Linked DNA regions of Homo sapiens: region 1 is linked to region 2. A link is a loop called in an ENCODE intact Hi-C map of the cell type or tissue named here. Cell type or tissue: CD4-positive, alpha-beta T cell. All regions are shown on one strand. Region 1 overlaps VPS35L (VPS35 endosomal protein sorting factor like). Region 2 overlaps VPS35L (VPS35 endosomal protein sorting factor like).

Evidence for each region. Peaks named below come from ENCODE experiments on the same cell type or tissue, not always from the same donor. Only the 100,000 strongest peaks of a DNase experiment are listed, where the experiment ranks them.
Region 1: it touches region 2 in a loop (1.9-fold over the local background); 4 of 110 quality-filtered maps call a loop at or near these places.

Annotation. Positions count from the first base shown.
Region 1 is chr16:19,638,779-19,641,278 of GRCh38, forward strand. It overlaps VPS35L (VPS35 endosomal protein sorting factor like), which reads left to right. Exons shown (of 31, transcript NM_020314.7): 21 at 1,237-1,322. Among named protein-coding and RNA genes, the nearest start is that of KNOP1, 78 kb to the right of the region's middle. In CD4-positive, alpha-beta T cell, no CTCF peak of the experiment used is centred here; a DNase peak (open chromatin) is centred at 1,493.
Region 2 is chr16:19,582,671-19,585,170 of GRCh38, forward strand. All of the region lies in intron 7 of VPS35L (VPS35 endosomal protein sorting factor like), which reads left to right. Among named protein-coding and RNA genes, the nearest start is that of VPS35L, 28 kb to the left of the region's middle. In CD4-positive, alpha-beta T cell, CTCF peaks have their summits at 1,210 and 1,409; a DNase peak (open chromatin) is centred at 1,231.

The DNA.
Region 1 (2,500 bases), 56 kb after region 2:
TTTCATTACACTACTCTGAGCAATGCACAATTTCAAATGAATGGGGCTGGGCTTAGTGGCTCACACCTGTAAACCCAGCACTTTCAGAGGCCAAGGCAGGCAGATCACCTGAGACCAGGAGTTCCAGACCAGCCTGGCCAACATGGCAAAACCCTGTCTCTACTAAAAATACAAAAAATTAGCCAGGTGTGGTGGTGCATGCCTGTAGTCCCAGCTACTGGGGAGGCTGAGGTTGCAGTGAACCGAGATTGCACCAGGGCACTCGAGCCTAGACAACAGAGCGAAACTCTGTTTCAAACAAATAAAATGCAATAAAAATAAAAATGAAAATGAATGAAGTGCTTATTTCTAGAATTTTCTATTTAATATTTTCGGATGGCCGTTAACCGAGGATAACTGACACTATGGAAAGCAAAACCGCAGATAAGGGAGCAACTACCATATTCCCACTTTACAGATGAGAAAACTGATGCAGGAAGAGGTAGAGTAACTTGCTTACAGCCACACAGTCACCGAGGTTAGTATTCAGAGCCAGGCGGTCCAATTTCGAGGCCATCTGTGAACAGCTCTACTCTGACTCTTCTTCCATTGCTCATCAATATAATCACAAAAAGACTGAAGTCTGCCTTGCCCAGAAAAGCTTGTGGTCATCAAAGGTTGCCTGGATGGCTCACCAAAATGTTAACTGGTCCCAGCACCAATCCCTGGAATGCATATAAGTTGTTTTAATAGTAACAGCTTTTTATTTTGTTTGTTTGTTTATTTTTGAGATAGAGTCTTGCTCTGTCACCCAGGCTAGAGTGCAGTGGAGTGATCTCGGTTCACTGCAACTTCCGCCTTCCCGAGTTCAAGCAGTTCTCCTGCCTCAGCCTTCCAAGTAGCTGGGACTACAGGCATGCATCACCATGCCTGGTTTATTTTTGTATTTTTAGTAGAGACAGGGTTTCGCCATGTTGGCCAGGCTGGTCTTGAACTCCTGGCCTCAAGTGATCCACCCGCCTCAGCCTCCCAAAGTGCTGGGATTACAGGTGTGAGCCACTGTGCCCGGCCCAGTAACAGCTTTTTACAAGCCCAGTCAGGTCCTCTCCCTGATTTCAGAGGAGTCCTCATCTGACCCGACTCAGAGAGATGAACCTCTGTTCTGCTTCTTTGAACTCCACAGAAAAAGAGACCCACAGATTCCTTCCTTCCAATAACTTGTGTCATTTGCATATAGAGTGCTTGCTTTATTTATAGGAAAAATTTCTGCCGTTTCTGGACATGTTCCAAAAAGAGAGTGTGCGGGTGGAGGTTTGCAAATGCATCATGGACGCCTTTATCAAGTGAGTGCCACTGCGTGCAGCAGAAGCCTTGATTCCCAATGTCCTTGTGAAACCTGTTGATAAAAAATCAGTTCTTGCACTTTGAGGCCGAGTGATGTGTACGTATTTCATACAGAAAACCACACTGGAAGGAAAGCCACATTAAAAGCAGCAGTCTGATAAAAGTTTGTAATTCGTGTTTAAGAAGACAGAGTAGCAAGTGTTATCATGAGCCTGGCCAGAAAACCACACTGGAAGGAAAGCCACATTAAAAGCAGCAGTCTGATAAAAGTTTGTCATTCGTGTTTAAGAAGACAGAGTAGCAAGTGTAATCATGTGCCTGGCCAGCAGCTCCATTTTACTTTTGATATGTTTTTAGAAGGAGCAGTCTTTTGATAAATTCCCTCAAGAGTAACATTTTTAAGGATACAAATCAGGACATACATACTTACGAAGAAGGCACCGGTGCTAGAAAGGTTTTCATCTTCAGTGTTTAGTTATGTAGCTGACTAATGTGTGATCAGTTTTCAAATTTAGCTCTTTAACAAAAAAGAAAAAAAATCAAATTTAGTTCTTTTCATTTTTTTGATTAAGTCTGTGTTTCCCAAAACTGCCCGACTGCTAGTGGTACATGAAATAATTTTAAGGTGGTGCATGGAAAAAAGGTGTTTTTGTTTTTGTTTGGAGACAAGTTCTCACTTTGTCATCTAGCCTGGAGTGCAGTGGCACAATTACGGTTCACTGCAGCTTTGACCTTCTCATGCTCAGGTGATCCTCCCACCTCAGCCTCCCAGGTAGCTGGGACTACAGGTGTGCCCCACTACAACCCAGCTGATTTTTGCATTTTTTGTAGAGATGAGGTCTCTCTATGTTGCCCAGGCTGGTCTTCATCTCCTGGGCTCAAGCCATCCATCCACCTCAAAGTGCTGGGATTATAGGCGTGAGCCACCTCGCCTAGCTAGGGTTTTATTTTTATTTTATTATTATTTTTTTAATTTATTTTGAGGCAGAACCCTGCTCTGTCACCCAGGCTCGAGTGAAATGGTGCGATCTCAGCTCACTGCAGCCTTCACCTCCTGGGTTCAAGCAATTCTCCTGCCTCAGCCTCCCGAGTAGCTGGGATTATATGCACCCACCTCCACGTCCGGCTAATTTTTTTGTATTTTTTATAGAGACAGGGTTTCGCCATGGTGGCCAGG
Region 2 (2,500 bases):
ACTTCTTCACAATATTTGCATTGGCAGCATCTCTCCGTAGATTATTGTAGTTTAGAACTGTGTCTTCTAAGAGGTTTACATCTGGGGGAGATTTGATTCATGTCTTCACAAACAAAATAATCATTAAGTGTGTTTCATCAACTCCACATCTGGCTAATAGTAACGATTCAACAATACATTAAGGACTGCCTTCTTTATCCAAAAGACATAGTCAAGGCTGGGCACAGTGGCTCACATCTGTAATCCCAGCATGTTGGGAGGCTGAGGCGGGTGGATCACTTGAGTCCAGGAGTTTGAGACCAGCCTGGCCAACATGGTGAAACCCATCTCTACTAAAAATACAAAAATTAGCCAGGCTAATTTGCTATACGGTAAAGTTTTTTTGTGTGTGTTGGGGGGGTACCCAGTGGCTGCTTTACTAAGGCATATTTTACATATCATAAAGTCCACCCATTATAAGTGTGTAATTCATTGATTTTTTTTTACTTAACTTATAGAGTTGTGCAACTAACACGCAATCTAGTTTTAAAACATTTTTATACCTCCCCAGATTCCCCCGAGCCTGTCTGTAATCAAACCCCACTGCCATACCCAACCCCAGAAAACCACAAGTCTGTTTTCTGCCTTTATAAATCTACCTTTCCTGGATATTTCATATACATGGGATTATTCAATAGATAATCTTTTGGATCTGGCTTCTCTCACATAGTGTAATGTGCCTTTTTAATTGATAGATAATAATTCTACATATTTATGGGGTACAGAGTGATATTTTGATACATGTATCCCGTGTGTAATGATCAAATCCAAGTAATTAGCATATTCATCACCTCACACGTCTCTGATTTCTTTGTGTTGGGAACATTCAAAATCTTCTCCTCTAGCTATTTAAAAATACACAATAAGCTGGGCCTCGTGGCACACCCCTGTAATCCCAGTTACTTGGGAGGCTGAGGCACGAGAATTGCGTGAACATGGGAGGTGGAGGTTGCAGTGAGCCGAGATCGCACTACACCACTCCAGCCTGGGTGACAGAGTGAGATTGTCTCAAAAAAAAAAAAAGGAAAACAGAAAGAAAAGAAAATACACAATAAATTTTGGACTATAGTCACCCTAGGTGCTATTGAACACTAGAACTTATTCCTCATATGTAGCTGTAATTTTGTACCTGTTAACCAACCTCTTTGTTCTCCCCTTGCCCCTACCCTTCCCAGCCTCTAGTCGTCGCTGTTCTACTCTCCACTTCTATGAGCTCAACTTTCATAGCTCCCACATATGAGTGAGGACATGCAGTATGTATCTTTCTGTGCCTATTTCACTTAACATGATGGCTTCCAGGGTCATTCGTGTTGCTGTGAATTACAGAGTTTCATTTTTTTATGGCCAAATAATATTCCTGTGTGTGTACCATGTTTTCTTTATCCATTCATCCATTTATATACATTTAGATTGATTTCATATCTTAGCTATTGTGAATAGTGCTGCAGTAAACATGGTACTGCTGGTATTTCTTTGATATACTGATTTTCTTTTCTTTAGATGATAACCTAGTTGTGGGATTGCTACATCATATGGTAGTTCTATTTTTAGTTTTTTGAGAAATTTCCATACTGTTTTCTAGAATTGTTACACTAATTTGCATTTCCACCCATAGTGTGTAAGAGTTCCCTTTTCGGCTGGGTGTGGTGGCTCACGCCTGTAATCCCAGCACTTTGGGAGGCTGAGGCAGGTGGATCACCTGAGGTCAGGAGTTCGAGACCAGCCTGGCCAACATGGTAAAACCCCATCTCTACTGAAAATACAAAAATTAGCTGGGCATGGTGGCAGGTGCCTGTAATCTCAGCTACTTGGGAAGCTGAGGCAGGAGAATCGCTTGAACCCAGGAGGCAGAGGTTGCAGTGAGCCAAGATTGCACCATTGCACTCCAACATGGGCAACAAGAGCAAAACTCTGTCTCAAAAAAAAAAAAAAAAAGAGTTTCCTTTTCTCTGTATTCTTATCAGCATTTTTTTTCTTTCTTTTTGTTTTTTTTTATTAAGAGATGAGGTTGCCCAGGCTGGAGTGCAGTGACTAGTCACAGGCATGATCATTCTGCATTACAGCCTAGAAGTCCCAGACTCAAGTGATCCTCCCACCTCAGCCTCCCAAGTAGCTGGGACTATAGGCACATACCACCATGCCCAGCCTATTTTTGTCTTTTTGATAGTAGTCATTTTCATGTGGTTTTCATTTGATGATTCCCCTGATGATGAGTGATGCTGAGCATATTTTCACATACTTGTTGGCTAATTTGTGTATCATCTTTTGAGAAATGTCTCTTCAGCTCTTTTGTCCATTTTTTAATTGGATTATTTTCTTTAGCATAATATGTTTGAGGTTCATCCACATCATATTACATGTGGGTAGTTCGTTCCTTTTTACTGCTGAATCGTATTCTAATGTGTGGTTATCTTAACAAGTTGATGGGCATTTGGGTTGTTCCCACTCTCTGGCTGTTATG